2 separate regions of the Homo sapiens genome follow, and region 1 is linked to region 2. A link is a loop called in an ENCODE intact Hi-C map of the cell type or tissue named here. Cell type or tissue: mammary epithelial cell. All regions are shown on one strand.

Region 1 (8,000 bases), 810 kb after region 2:
CGGTGCGATGATTGGCTGTCTCTGCCATCCCCGCTTCCGGGACCAGAAGCCACCTCTGGAGCAACTGGGGCATCCCCATGGCAACCATGCCAGGCCAGGTTGGGAGAGGTGTGGGGCTCCTTCACAGCCTTTTATTGCCCCAAAACAGGTTGACACTCTCGTCCTGGTAACCCTCAGGGCCCTGCAGATCACAGTGTCCAGAGAGGAGGGGCTGTTGCTCCTAGCAGGTCTCTTGATTCAGGAAAAAGCGTTTCTCTGGTCTCAGCCAGATCCTTCCTGGGCTGATCTGTTGGGAAACCCAAGCTCTCTGTCCTTGGGCCCCTAGCCCCTACCAACACCCTCCTAGCGCATTCTAGCAGGAGAGCGAGAGGGAGTGGAGACAGTCTGAACTCTTCCCTCTGCCCACCTGGGTGTGGGCTTGGTGAGATACTGAGGCTGGGGTGTCCACCTGAGTCCGTGGAGGGAGGAGCGACTACGGTGCGGTGGGGGCGAGGCCACTCAGGGCTTTGTGACCTAGACAGAGGATTTATGTGGGTGATTAGCTGTCACGTTGGGTCTAAGCTCCTTACCCTCAGAACCTAGCTTTCCTGCCTGCCCCCAGGGCTAATCCAGAGGTGGGGGAGGGGCTAAAGACACTGGGCTCTGCCAGGGGCCTTGGTAGGTGCCAGTGACCCATTCTGTGTAACCAGCTGTGGCCTGTTCTCTGTGTATTTCTGCTTTTGTGGGTTTCTCTGGCTCTTCCTGCCTTTGAATATGTGCACCTGGGTTTCCTTCTATCCCTCTCTCCATGTATGCCTTCTGTGCTGTGAACAGCTCTGTGACCCTGACTCTGGGAAGCTGTGGTTGTTGGCAGAAGGCAGGGACACCACTGGGTAATGGGTCACACAAGTCTCAATGACCGGACTGTGGTTGACAGAAAGTCTTGGGGACACAGATTTGTAGCTGGCGTGGGGTTTTCGATAACACAGGGTCCAGGTGGCAATGTATTGGGGGTGACTCAGGGTTTGAGGGACATGGGGTTATTTGTAGTTGACACACAGATTAGGTGAGCCTGAACTGTGGCAAATGCAGAGTCATCTGGGTGACTCAGTGACAGCAATTCGAAAAGAACCGGAAGGCAGCAGAACAGTAGCAGTGGCTGTCCACCCACCCTGGAATGTGTGGCTGTGTCTGGAGGCATTTTTACTTGTAACACCTGAAGACAGGGGTGCCAACAGCATCTAGGGGGGCAGAGGTCAGGGATGCTGTTCACTATCCCGCAATGCACTGGAAACTCCCCAAGAAGAAAGAACCATCTGGCCTAATGAACTGTGGACTCTGAAGCCAACTACCTAGGGTGAAATCTCAGCTCTTGCACTCTGCAGCCATGGGCAAATTTCCTCATCTCTAACATGGGGTACCTGGGTAATACCCATCTAAGGTTGTTGGGAATACTGAGCCGATACTTGTAAAGTGTTCAAAATGCCAGTGCTGTTTATTGGTTCAGAGCTGGAGAAAACAAGAGTAGACCCAGATGGAGGGACACATCCAGGTTTTCCTTTCTCATTTCGGCTTCTACTTCAGACAGGCTTTTTCCATTGCCAAAGGCCACTTCAGTCTGATGTCATGTCAGTTTAATGGTATCAGAGGAAAAGAGAGCAGTGTTTCCCTGTTTCGGTGGAGCACTGCACTTATAAATCCTGAAGAATGGCTCTGCCTTGGCTGAGCTTGGCCATGATCACCCGTAGTTTCTCGAGGTGCCATGATTGAGATTGGAGCCACCTGCCTGGAGGAAGGACAGGCTGTTTTCCACAGGGGCGGGATGTTCTTACCAGAAGGACAGAAGGCAGTTGAGTGACCAGGATGACAGATGCTGCCATGCAAGGGTTGTGGGTGCACCTGGGTTGGCACCGTGTCTGATCCGGGAGGATTACAGGTGACCTCGTGCTGCGGGACTGCCCTGGGAGCTAATCTACCAATCTCTCAGAAACGTTCAACTTTCTTGACACTTCCTCCTCCGCCTGAAACCCTCTTCCCTGGCACTTTGGACAGCACACTCTGCTGATTCTCCTCTTCCTCCTCTGGCAGCACCTTCTGTCTCCTTTGCTGACTTCTCTTCTGCCAAGCCTGGAAATGTTGGAGTGTTCAAAACTCAATTCCAGACTCTCTTCTCCTTTTTCTTTGAACCTTCTTAGGTGGCTCATCATGACATCATGTTTGGGGCTTGACATCACCATGATGGGACTATTTACACCCTGGAATTTGGAAACGTTGCAAATCAATGTCTTGTTTTTCTTGAAGAGGCAATAGTTAAACAGTTGCCAGCACCCACTGCCCAACACCATTGTCACAAAAACTTTGTTTTATCCAGGCCTGGTCTTACCCACAACACTATTTCACTCAAATGCTTTCTCAACATACTTTCACACACAACCCAGTGTTATCCCCAAACTATTTGACCCCAGTTTAGCCCTGAGCCCATTTTCATCCAGAATGTGTCCCTCCCACAGTCATTTGCATCCAATGTTCTCTAGACACCACCATCAGCAACACAGAATCACACATATCACACATAACTAAGCTGCACATAACTCAATGTTGTCACTAGGTAGTGTGTCAGATCTGTGCCCTCCAGACCCTCCTAACACAATCATTGTCACCCAGTCTTGGTGTATGTAGACGTTTTCTTAATATTTCTTAATATTCTATTTAGGATGAGCTTATCATGGAACATAAGAAAAATAAAACAGATGTCAGCCTGTGTATGAAGAATTCATCCACAAGATTTGGTAAAGGATAATAATAATAATAATAATAATAATAATAATAATAGCTATCATACATTCATTGGGTACTTACTAGTACCAGGCCAGTTCTAAGCACTTTTTTTTTTTTTTTGAGACAGAGTCTCATTATTCTGTCCCCCAGGCTGGAGTGTTGTGGGGGCAATCACGGCTCACTGCAGCCTTGACCTCCTGGACTCAAGTGATTCTCCTGCCTCAGCCTTGCAAGTAGCTGGGACTACAGGTGCATGCCACTACGCCTGGCTAATTTTTTAAAATTTTATTTGTAGAGACGGGGTCTGCTGGAGTTGCCTAGGCTAGTCGTGAACTCCTGGGCTCAAGCAGTCCTCTTCCTTGGCCTCCCAAAGTACTGCAATTACAGGCATGGTCTGCCACGCCCAACCTAAGCACTACACACACACTCACACACACACACACACACACACACACACTCATCTAATCTTCACAACAATCCTATGAAGTAGATACTATATGTTCTTCATTTTAACAGCTCAGGAAATGGATGTGCAGAGGTTAAGTAACTGGTTCAAGTCCATGTGGCTAGTAAATAGCAAATCTAGAATCTGATCTGAGGCAGTCTGGCTTAAAAATATGCATTCTTAGCTGGGTACAGTGGCTCACGCCTGTAATCCCAGCACATTGGGAGGCCGAGAGGCAGCTGCATCACTTGAGGTCAGGAGTTCAAGACCAGCCTGGGCAATATGGTGAAACCTGGTCTCTACTAAAAATACAAAAATTAGCTAGGTGTGATGGTGTGCACCTGTAATCCCAGCTACTCAGGAGGCTGAGGCAGGAGAATCGCTTGAACCAGGGAGGCGGAGGCTGCAGTGAGCCGAGCGAGATCGTGCCACTGCACTCCAGCCTAGACAACAGAGCAAGACTCAGTCTCAAAAAAAAAAAAAAAAAAAAAAGCATTCTCTGTACTAGGCTACAGACATGTCCTTGAAAGTATTTATGCTTACTTTGTTGTTGTTGCCTCCTGTGATTAGAAAATATTATGTTTAGATATGCTTGTTTTTATTTTAAAATGTACAAGAAGAAGTAATGTTGTATTAGTCAGTAAGCTTTGGTCATAGAAATGTTTTCTTTGCAAAGGGTTGCCCATTTTTGTTTTCCTAAGATGGAGCAATTGTACTCATAGCATTGAGCCACCCATTCCTCTGAGTGGGCTAATGAGAGGTTGGTCATGAATTTTGATCTGATGACTTTGAGGAGAGAGAACCGTAAGCACTGGTCCTGGGGTAAAGGGTGGTGTGGTAGGGAGGGAGGAGGAGGACAGATGGTGGGAACCAGAAGAACCAGGTCCAGACAGGCTCCAGCCTGGTCATGAGATGGGGCTGCCATGGTTGATAAATGCTTGAGGTTTGGTTGATGATCTGAGGCCCAGTTCAACTCTTGGCTTCCCCTGGAGCATTGCTGGGGACCCGGCACAGTGACATCAACATCACTAGTAGCCCATCTGCCATCAGTCACATCCATCTTGAGGGAAAGAATGCTTAGATCGTGAGAGCATCCTGCCCTGGGACCAAGGATTTGAGAATGAGGGCACGAGTCGGGGTGCTACTTCCTTCCTTGTTCATATCACCTATTTCCTTCTTAGGTGCCTGGTACAAGGAATAATTAGATAGAAACACATGGGTAGCTTAGATAGGGAAGAGGAAGAATCCCTTAGGAGTCTACAGACGCCATACTGCAACACATTGGCATTAGAAGTAGGATTGTAGTGTCCTCTAGTGGACACTTTGTGAATTTACATAGTATTATTTACTGGATGTGGCCAATAAAGGTGGGCTGAATCCAGAAAAGGGAAGATTGGCATCCAGAGTGTTTGGAGAGTGGGCCCATAAGAGAACATTGTGTGTGTATGTGTGTGTGTGTGTGTGTGTGTGTGTGTGTGTGTGTGCACGTGCACGCACGTATGTGTTGGGGGCTGTGTAGCTTCTCCTAACTTCACCATGCAGAAGTCAAGGAAACGGTTACAGAGGCAAAATGTGGGAGTAGCTAATGGCAATGGCCCAGAGAGATGAAAAAATGTGAGAAAACCAAAGCTTGGAGGTAGGAACTTTCCGATTCTTTTGGAGTAGACTAAGGTGACTTAAGTAGGAAAAGAACGCATAGCCAGTAACTCTCCCAACAGAACTGGATTCGTGCCTGGGGTGATTCAGGATGTCCAGTTAAGCTGGGAAATACTGATTCCACTGATCCCCTTCATTCACTCAGAGCAGACCGAAGACTGTGAGACTTCCTCCCCACAGTGAGCTAAAAGGACGCTTTTGTCAGAGTGGGGAAATAAAAGGGCTTTATGGGAAGGAAGATAAGAACAGATGAGTCAGAGGTTTCTGCTTAATGGTGAGTATTTTTGTCTTAAAATGTGTGTTTTTCTTCTTTGGAGAAGGTACTGCACTCTTTTTGTGTTTTGAGCTGGAGACTTTCTTTGATATGACTGGGTTTTAAGCTAGTTGGTTACAAATGAATATTTGGGGCTTTAGAAAATATTCTTTATGTTTGGATGGGATCTCCTAAGTACATAAATAAATTGTTTTATTATTAACCTAAGTTTCTCTTGGTGAAATTTTCTGTGTGTTTGACTGGCCACAGTGTAATTTGCTTAATTTTTGAACACAGTAAGATTTATCTACAAATTAGAGGTGTTGCAAAGTTGATTTAGTTTGATAATGATTAGTTTTCTTTGTTTTTATGTGTGTACACAGTGCATTGGGTTTAATAAGCTTTTTATTGGAGTAAATCATTCGTGCAGAAAAATGCATTAATCATAAGCATATAGCTTAATGCGTCACCACAACTTGAACACATTTGTGTAAACATAACTGTCTTAGTCTGCTGGGGCTGCTATAGCAAAATGCCACAGACTGGGTGGCTTAAACAACAGACATTTATTTCTCACAATTCTGGAGCCTGGGAAGTCCAAGATCAAGGTGCTGGCGGGGTTGGGTTCTGGTGAGGGCTCTCTTCCTGGCTTGTAGATGACTGCCTTCTCACTGTGTCTTCACAGTGTAGAGAGAGCATGAGCAAGCTCTCTGGTCTCTTCTTATAAGGGCACTAATCCCATCATGAGGACCCTACCCTCATCACCGCATCTAAACCTAATTTCTTCCCAACGACCCCGTCTCCTAATCCCACCACATTTGGGATTAGGGACTCAGTGCATGAATTTGGGGGGCACACAACATTTAGTTCATAATAATAACCATCCAGTAAAGATGCCTCTCTTGTGCTACCTCCCAATCCCAGCCCTCTGCCCTCCCCAAGGTGACCACTAGCTTAACTTCTAACCACATAGAGTTTTGCCTGTTTTTGAATTTCATATAGTTAGAATTATACAGTATATATTCTTTTCTTTTTGAGAGAAGGTCTCACTCTGTCACCCAGGCTGGAGTGCAGTAGCACGATCTCAGTTCACTGCAACCTCTGCTTCCCAGGGTCAAGCAATCCTCTGAGCTCAGCCTCCTGAATAGCTGGGACTACAGGCATGTGCCACCATGCCTGGCTAATTTTTGTATTGTTTGTAGGGATGGGGTTTCACCAGGTGGTCCAGGCTGGTCTTTAACTCCTGGACTCAGAAAATCCACCCACCTTGGCCTCCCAAAGGGTTGGAATTACCAGCGTGAGCCGCCGTACCCGGCCTATGTATTGTTTTCAATCTATAAGGTTTATCTGTGCTGTTATGTATAGTAGCATGTTCATTTCCATTGTGGTATACTATTCCATTGCATGAATATATAATAATTTATCCATTTTAGCTTTTCAGTTTCAAATAATGTGTATCTTTTGGAGTAGACTAAGGTGACTTAAGTAGGAAAAGAATGCATAGCCAGTAACTCTCCCAACAGAATTGGATTCATGCCTGGGGTGATTCAGGATGTCCGGTTAAGTTGAGAAATACTGTACATCTTGGAGTACAGTTACTGTCTCCTGGCATATGCATATCTTCACCTTTAGTAGATAGCATCGCATGGTTTTATAAAGTGGTTTTACCAATTTATGCTGCCACCAGCAATGTGTGAGTTCAGCAATGATAAAAGTTATTTACACCACAGAAATTGGCAACTTTTACAAATCAGAGTTTCTTTCTTAACCAGTTGTAAAATAATTACCAGCACACCACTGCCAATGAGGTAGGAGGCAGGACTTGGACTCCGGACCAGATTGAGACTAGCTGAAAGGGGAAGAGGCAAAAGCACCTCTCCAAAAGACATGCTGACCAGTGCCATGTCAGTTTACTATTGCCATGGCAACAACTGGATACCACCCCTTTCTATGGCAGTGACCCAACAACTGGGAAGTTACCACCCTTGTTCTAGAAATTTTTGCATAATCCACCCCTAATTTGCATGTACTTAAAAGTGGGCATAAACATGACTGCCGAGCTGCCCTGAGCTGCTACTCTCTACACACTGCCTATGGGGTAGCCCTGCTGTGCAGGAGCAGTCACAGATCCCTAACACTACACTGCCTCCTCAATAAAGCTGTTTTCTTGGCCGGCCACAGTGGCTCACACCTATAATCCCACCACTTTGGGAAGCCAAGGTGGGCAGATCACTTGAGGTCAGGAGTTTGAGACCAGCCTGGCTAATATGGTGAAACTCTGTCTCTACTAAAAATACAAAAATTAGCCAGGCGTGGTGGTGTGCACCTGTAATCCCAGCTACTCAGCAGGCTGAGGCATGAGGATTGCTTGAACCTGGGAGGCGGAGGTTGCAGTGAGCTGAGATCGCACCATTACACCCCAGCCTGGGCGACAGAGCGAGACTCCGTCTTAAAAAAAAAAATCCTGTTTTCTTCTACCACCAGCTCACTCTTCAATTCTTTCCCGAGCAAAACCAAGAATCTTCTTGGGCTAAGCCCCAATTTGGGGTTCACCTGCCTTGCAGCAACATGGCACCAAACATGCGGCAGAAGAGAGAAAACGACAGCATGAGAGACGGAGAAAGAAATGGCCAGTTGGCAAGGTGGTAATGAGAGACAGCAGTTGGCAAGACAGTGAGAGACAGCAAGAGATGGCAAGTGACAGTTATTGTTAAGATGACAAATGGAGAGATGGCAAGAAATAGAGAAGCAGTCAGTGATGGAGGCTGCAAGAGTTGTAACACTAACCAAAGGCTCTTTTTAGAATCATCGTTTTCCCTGGCAGGTGGTACAGCCAAGCAGACAGGCAAGTAAGTGGCCATACTGCTACTGCCTCATGTAGGATCCGGC
Region 2 (8,000 bases):
ACGCCTGTAGTCCTAGCTAACTGGGAGACTGAGGCAGGAGAATTGCTTGAACCTGGGAGGCGGAGGTTGCCGTGAGCCAAGATTGCAACACCGCACTCCAGCCTGGGTGACAGAGCAAGACTCCGTCTAAAAAAAAAAAAAAAGATTGGAAATTTCCATCTTCTGCAGTAAGCATTAACTAACTCTGCACTAGGTAACACCAGCAGCTGCAGAGCTATAAACGAGAACTGATACAGATCCTGCCATTTCCATGCTGAAGAGGATGACTGGTGATTTGTGGCATGTGCATAATAGTTATATTGAGAGGTAGAAAACGATGGAACATGTAGAAAGGGCCATGGGAGCAAGGAGAAATGACTTTCTCTAGGTCAGGGTTGGGGAAGACAGGTAAAAGCATGATGAAGAGGGGACACTAGCCCAACTGTGTAGATGAACCAACCTGCCCACTCACAGCAGCGCTCCTGACTATCGGGAAGGGTAAGCACTGGATGAGCTAACACGGGGGACGTGGAAGCCCTGGCCAGGAATCTGCAAGAGAGAAATGATGCCATCTGTCTTGGCTCTAAAGGGATATGGGTGACCACATGAGCTTCCTTTTATCTTTTAAGGCCTGTGGTCCTGAAAGGGAATCAGAGTCAATAAAGGAGCCCATCTGTGTGGCCTCTTAAGGATGAAGCCCCATGTAGGCTGTTCAGGCTGGGTGTCCAGCCGAGGGCAGGTGCACAAGACTTTTCGTGCCTCCACCTGTTGGCTGTGTGCCCGTCTAAGTTTCTATGCCCAGTATGGCCCCTGGCAGTCAGCTGTAAGTCCCAGATGAGGCATCTCTTTTCCCTTTCTGTGCCATTAACCTCTGCCTGCAGCCCCCGCCCCTCCACCGAGAGCACCCTACAGCACCAGAAGGAAACGTCTCTGATTGCAGGAGCGAGACTTGGAAGCGCTGGTCAAAAGGTTTAAAACAGACCTCCACAACTGCGTAGCCTATATTCAGGAACCGCGGCTGCTGAAGGAGAAGGTTCGAGGTCTCTTTGAGAAGTACGTGCAGCGAGCAGACATGGTAAGCTCAGCCTCCCCTCCTGCCATGCACTGACCTCCGGGGTCTCCTCTCCCTCACTGAGAATCTCCTGGGCCCCGTCAGGTGGAGATCGCAGGGCTGAACACAGACCTGCAGCAGGAGTACACCCGGCAGCGGGAGCACCTGGAGAGGAACCTGGCCACTCTCAAGAAGAAGGTGGTCAAGGAGGGCGAGCTGCACCGCACAGACTACGTCCGCATCATGCAGGTACCTGCATGCTCCCCTCAGCCCCTGTGGAGGCCAAGCCATCCAAGATGAGAGATCCCATCAAGGGTCCCTCTGAGACCACCTGTCTTCAGGGCTCCCCAGGTGTCTGGGGGCCCAGTAGCTCCCCCTAAAGTCTTATTTTGGCTCCTCTCCTCTGAGCTCGTCTTGGCTGTGACTGTGGCTGAGAGCTCACCTAGGAGGTTTTCTAGGCACTTCCATGCTGCACCCTGGCCTCCACCCCACCCAATGCCCACCTCCCTTCTCCACATACCCGATTCCTCTTTTCTACACCATCTTTATCCAGAGCACACCTGTGTCCCCTGCCTCACTCCTCTCATCAGCCCCTTGGCCCTCTAGACCTTCATCCACATCATCTTACCTCTCCTGAGCCACTTTCCCTTCTCTCTTCCATTCCCAACTCTCATTTCACCTGACTTTGTTTTGCTCCTTTGTATTCTGCTACCCATATCTCGTGGCCACGCCTCATCTGATTTTTCTGGTGCCTCAGGTCCCTACCCTTATCTCTTGTGTCCCAAGTTAGCCACAACGTCCCAGAGCTGGCCTCACTCTGGTTTAATAAGCGCCTCACACCCACCTCCCTGGATCCTTCATAGGCTGTTCAGAGAGCCTGACCCCATTACTGCCGCCTCCACACAGGCACGTTATCAGGACTGCCAGTCGGGATTCTTCTGCCAGATTTCTGTTTGGGTATCAGTATCATCTGAGGCAATTAATGTGAATTAGTATCAAAAGGGAACATCAGAATCACATTTATAAAGCACGTACCTTTTTATGTTCACATTTCTTTATTGCCATAATTAAAATACTGGAATGGGAACAGGTTGCAGTTAGATTGAAACAAACCAGTTCCCAGCTTGGCCAGTTCATACACAGCTGGGCAGAGCGCACTGTGATTCAGGCCAGACCCAGGCAGGGCTGGTCTCATGTCATCTTACGACCAGTCCCTGCTGAAAAGCAGCCCAGTCCATCTACCCTTTGCCCTACTCCTTGGCCATGAAAGCCATCGGAGGCCCAGAGATAGAAGTGCCTCCAGCTGGTGGAGCCCTGAGACACCAGCAGCCGCACACTGAGCCACTGCTTAGGGCCTGGAGTACCTAGAGCATGGAGAGCCCCCTGGGGCTCTGGAGTGCAGTGAGCAGGGAAGGGAAACCAGGATGACAGCAGGAGCAGTTGTCAGCTGCTGACATCACCTAGCACCCTCTGTGCCCTGTCACCAGAGTACAGGCCTGAGGAACTGGGTCCCTCTCTCCATGCCAAGCAGCCAAAGCAAACATCGATGTAGGAGGAGGAAGATCACAGGCTAGCCAGAGGGTGTGAGCGTCAGCATGAGGCTGCTGGGGCGGGCATCCTGTCCTCTTCTGCTTCCCTATGCCCCGGAGGGTGCTGGGCCAGGGTGGGGTAGAAAGCAGAGGAGACCCAAGCGGCCTCCTGCCCAGCCCTGCCACTCCCTGATGGCTGGCAGAGGGAGCCATCAACAAATGAAGTCCCGGGAAGAACATTTTCTCCAGCAGCATTGTAACCTATGTGCTAGGGAGTCCTGTGGATCCAAATAAGTAACTCCAGCAACTGCAGGGAGTAAGAAGGGGCCCAGGGTGGGGGGTGTGTGGCAGGGGGTGCGGGTCTCCGGGTCCCTACCCCTTCAACCAGAAAGAGACTGCTTGCTGCTAACAGTGGAGCTCTTTTTGTTGGAAAAAAGTCTGGAAGATTTAAAAAAAAGAAAAGTTTTCAAAACCACTGTGCCGACCCTGGTTTACCCTGCTCCACCACTCCTCTGCCAGGAGACCTTGGGTAAATTCCTTAACTCAAGGAGCCACCTTGCCTATATGTAAAACAGGGAAGAAAACACCAACCTGAGAGTGGGGGGTTCCTGCAAGATTGAATGGGACAACCACATAAGGCACTAGGCACTGGCCTGGTACAGAATAAGTGCTAAAAAAAAAAAAAAAAAAAAAAAAAAAGGCAATTTCCAGCCGGGCGCAGTGGCTCACGCCTGTAATCCCAGCACTTTGGGAGGCCGAGGCGGGTGGATCGTGAGGTCAGGAGATCGAGATCATCCTGGCTAACACGGTGAAACCCCATATCTACTAAAAATACAAAAAAATTAGCCGGGCGTGTGGTGGGCACCTGTAGTCCCAGCTACTCTGGAGGCTGAGGCAGGAGAATGGCATGAACGTGGGAGGCAGAGCTTGCAGTGAGCCAAGATCGGGCCACTGCACTCCAGCCTGGGCGACAGAGCGAGACTCCATCCCCCCCCAAAAAAAAAAGGCAATTTCCATCCTCTTCATCCAAGCAAAGGACCTATCCAAGAACCAAGGTAGAAATCCAGTGGGAAAGCCTAGAAGCCCATCACAGGATGGGCCACGGGTGCCTGTGGACTGCAGGTGGCAGGGGTGGAGGGTGGAGGGTGGATGGCACAACTGATTCCAGACCCTCAGTTGGTGACCTTGGTGTGTGCTGGTCAGGAGCCAGCTGGACCTCATCTTCAGTTGCCATGGCCCTGGCACTTCAATCCAAAAAGGCTGAGGAAGGCCACAGCAAACATGGCATCTAAGAGTAACTCATTAGAAAATAACAGAAAATGAGGTCACTGTCTCATTTGTTTATTCAGACAGGAGCTCAGCCTCCCCACTCCATTCCTCAGCACACTGGCAGATATGAAAATAAGAGTTGCTATGAGATACAAACATCTAGGACATGCATTTTATTCATTCAGTACACATTTTTTGAGGGCTTCTTGTACAGCAAGCTCTGTGTCAGTCACTGAGGATTCCAAGATGAACGTGATAGTGTTCCTACTCTCAAGGAGTTAATCATTGGGAACCTGGACCAGATACAAATAATTACTGCTCAACTCATTGTATGCAGTGCTGTGGGCTCATCCTGGAAATGGGGTTCAGTGATGCCTTCAGGACTTGTGGAAGGTTTCTGGGGCAAGGGGCATTTGAGCTGAGCCTTGAAGGGTGAGTAGAGGTTGATCGTGGAACAAGTCAGGGAAGAGACTTCCAGGCTGTGGGAACAACCTGAGAAAAAGCAGAGAAGAGTGAGGCCTGTGAGGTGCTTGGAGACCCAAGAGTCCACGAGAAGAGAGTCCAAGTGGAGAAGAACCCACTGAAATGGTTGGTGGCTGAGGGTCATGTTGGAAAGGGCGTCCATGCCATGCCAAAAAGTACAGTTTGTCCTGTAAACAGGCTCCACCCAAGGTTTCTTAAGTAGGGGTGTCTTTGTTTTGAAAAGACAAAACACTCCATTGGCAAGGTGGGAAGACTGGTGGGGAAAGAGGCAGGTGGCAGAAAAACCCATTAGGAAATGACTGTCATGTTAAGGGTAGATGAGAAGTACTTGGAAAGGGGAAAGTTGTGGTGTCAAAAGGCATTTCAGAGTAGAAATGACAAATAGAAATGTCAGGTTAGACATGGGAGGAAGGTTGAAAGAACGGAGAAGGATTCCAGGATGGCTCATTTGTGCAGTTAGGCAGATGGTGAGCCCACTGACTGTGGGTTCCAGAAAGATGTCACTGATGCAAGGATTCCAAGTCCATGGAATAAATCTGTTGCCTGCTTTTTCCAGGCTGTGAGGTACTGCCATATTCTAAAGGCATCGACTCAGGCCATGCCATTAGGGGGTGCTGTAGGCATTCCCTTCTCTTCTCTGCTCAATACGGAGGTCGGAAAGACCTGCCAGGGTCATCAGTCAGTTCCAAAGGCCAAAGGCAGTCCTGGACAGCTTGGCAGAGCCCCTTTGCTTAGAAAGCTTTTTACATAAACAGTTTCACATCCCCCAAGACTTGGCACGTTGGTGGACCCCAGGTCAGATTTCCTCTGCAGCTGTGTAGACCTGGGTGGGGGTCTGGAGGATTGGAGGGGATTTTGGAAGTCAAACTGACAAGGGAGAGATCAGGAAGAGAAGGCTCGGCAAACCCATTGCATTCACATTTTTAATCCACAAAGCCATCCAAAGCAAAAACGGTCGACCTCAATGTGACCTCGGGACCCCTCGGAACACAGGCCACCCCAGAAAACATTTTGCAGGTAGCCCAACTTATACTTATTGGGAGTGTCCTTGGCCATCATACTATGTGAGATATTGGAATGGAGGTGACATAAATGTGAGGGGGGACAGCAGAGCCTGGAAAGCAGTAGTCACGGAGGAGCAGGGCTCTCTGGATGGAGGCACGACAGGGTTCAGACACCAGCTCTACCACTGAGATACGGCCTCAGTTTCCTCACAAGGTTGGTGTAAGGATGAACTGAGGGACTGTATGCATGCTGTTTGATACATTTGCAGTGATCCAATCAACCCTTGCAATTGTGGTTACTCTTATTATCGTTATCATCAAGCTCTTCCTGCCTTAGGTTCTGCTTGCCGCCTCCTGGCTCTGGGCCTGGAACACTCTTCTCCTCTGTCTCCCCTGGGGTTGCACACTGTCACACTGGGTTGGGCAGGGGCCCAACCATGCTTCAGCCTCTCATGGCAGCTCTGCAGTGGAGCCAAGCGGGACCTCCCATGCCTGGCACAGTGACCAGTATAAGCTTTCAGGAACTGGTTCTTAGATTACTTTTCTTACATGAATACGTGAATGAATGAATGAATGAATGAACAGAACAAGAGAGTCAGGCTGCACTGAGTGGTGGGCCTCAATCATACTCCAAAAAGGATCAAGCCCTGGAGACCCATTTAGGTAAGGGAGCATCATGAAGATGTCAGAGGTTGGCAGGGGGGTCAGGAACAGGCATTCACACCAACAGGTACCAGGAGCCAGAAATCCCAATCACAGTGACAGGGCTGTAGAGGGTGGAGGGGGTGGGGAGAAGCCAGGGCAGGGCTCCACTTGCCGGGGGGCCTTTACAGCAGAACAAGGGAGAACACTGAGAGCTGGTGACAAACCAGCAGGAAGGATGAACATCAGAATCAACTCAGACACAAAATCAATAGGACTCAGTGACAGAATGGATGGAGATGACCAAAAAGAGGAAGCAGCTAAAGATGCAAACTGTGAGAGAACTCGAATTGTGCTTTCAGTTTCTAGTGCTTATTCTGATGATTGTTATTGAGTTATTTAATGAGGATCAGGAGAAGTGAAGCTTAGCGAGGCCTACTGAAGGGAGAAATGGAGAGAGACCTCAAGCAAGCAAGCTTCCCCCTGTGGCTCTAAGACCTTCCCTTCTGTTCTGGTCTCTTTCACCTGTCCCTTATCCCTTGGTCTGTAACTTCCTTATTAGTAAGAATCTCATCTTATTCGGTTTGGTATCCACTGCATTAGTTATACATTTTCTCATCCATTTCACAAATATTTAATGAGCACCTCTAACATGCAAGGCAGGGTCCAAGGTCCATAACCCAATAAATATGTATTGAATTGATCATGTCATGATATAAAGTCTGCAAGGAGAAGGTCCATGGGAGGATCTAGCAGAGTTTTACCAGGCAGCATCTGGAAAGGAAATGCGGGAAACCTATCACTGTTATGAGACAATTTGGAACTGTAATGTTCCCCACCCTCCCTCCCAAACTGGGGAGACCGAAGAATGACAAGTCCAGCTTGGTGAGTAGATGAGTTTATTTAGGTCTTCCATGTGGGGCACTCCTGGGCAGCAGCAGGACAGCTCTAGAGACCTGCTTTGCCTCACATCGCTAAGCTGCTTTTAAGCTAATTTTCTGGCTCTTCACCTACTGTGTATGTGCCATGGGACTGTTTTCCTTAGTAGGTTTTCAGATATCTTCTAGGATGTTTGGATTCTCAGGGACACCTGCTCCACAGCTGGGCACCATGGCCTTGACTAACTGCCTGGCCTTGAGGGTTCAGACAGTGAACATACACCCTTAAGTAACCTGGTGGGGGACCCATCACACTACAATCAGCAAGGCCTGGGTTGGTTCAAAGGGTAAAGCATTCGATGGAGAAAACATCTGATTCAGAAACACAAGTACAAATCCTAGCATGAAGAATGAGGGGTTGACAATGAGGACTGGGCATTTCATCCGAGACAGAGAGATTTCATTACTATAAAGGAATACCTGAGGCTGGGTAATTTATAAAGAAGAGAGGTTTATTTGGCTCACAGTTCTGAGGGCTGTACAGGAAGCATGGCACCAGCATTGCTTCTGGTCAAGACCTCAGGAAGCTTTCACTCATGATGGAAGGCAAAAGAGGAGCAGGCGTGTCACATGGCGAAAGAGAGAGTAGGAGAGGAGAAGGGGCCGGTCTCGCTCTGTCGCCCAGGCTGGAGTGCAGTGGCACGATCTCGGCTCACTGCAAGCTCCGCCTCCTGGGTTCATGCCATTCTCCTGCCTCAGCCTCCCAAGTAGCTGGGAGTACAGGCACCCGCCACCACGCCCGGCTAACTGTTTGTATTTTTAGCGTAGACGGGGTTTCACCATGTTAGCCAGGATGGTCTTGATCTCCTGACCTCATGATCCACCTGCCTCGGCCTCCCAAAGTGCTGGGATTACAGGTGTGAGCCACCGTGCCCAGCCGAGGCCAGGTTCTTTTAAAACAACTAGTTCTTGCAGGAACGAATAGAACAAGCACTCATTACTGCGAGGATGGCACCAAGCCCTTCATGAGGAATCTGCTCCCATGACCCAAATACCTCCCTCTAGGCCCCACCTCCAACACTGGGGATCAGTTTTCAACAGGAGATTTCGAGGAGACAAACATCCAAACTATATTGTAAGGAATACTGAAATTAAGTAATATACT

The links. Peaks named below come from ENCODE experiments on the same cell type or tissue, not always from the same donor. Only the 100,000 strongest peaks of a DNase experiment are listed, where the experiment ranks them.
Region 1: it touches region 2 in a loop (4-fold over the local background); 8 of 110 quality-filtered maps call a loop at or near these places.

What each region holds. Positions count from the first base shown.
Region 1 is chr1:44,043,355-44,051,354 of GRCh38, forward strand. It overlaps LOC124904169 (a long non-coding RNA gene), which reads right to left. Exons shown (of 3, transcript XR_007066056.1): 3 at 1,449-2,234. It also overlaps a transcript of KLF17 not described here. Among named protein-coding and RNA genes, the nearest start is that of SLC6A9, 16 kb to the left of the region's middle. In mammary epithelial cell, a CTCF peak has its summit at 4,498 (motif pointing left); DNase peaks (open chromatin) are centred at 4,527, 4,937, 5,607, 6,657 and 1 weaker place; H3K4me3 peaks cover 161 bases; H3K27ac peaks cover 2,153 bases.
Region 2 is chr1:43,233,360-43,241,359 of GRCh38, forward strand. CFAP57 (cilia and flagella associated protein 57) reads left to right here. Exons shown (of 23, transcript NM_001378189.1): 20 at 920-1,054; 21 at 1,136-1,279. All of the region lies in intron 1 of LOC105378685 (a long non-coding RNA gene), which reads right to left. It overlaps LOC124904164 (a long non-coding RNA gene), which reads right to left. Exons shown (of 2, transcript XR_007066042.1): 2 at 3,987-4,320. Among named protein-coding and RNA genes, the nearest start is that of TMEM125, 33 kb to the right of the region's middle. In mammary epithelial cell, a CTCF peak has its summit at 4,930 (motif pointing right); no DNase peak of the experiment used is centred here.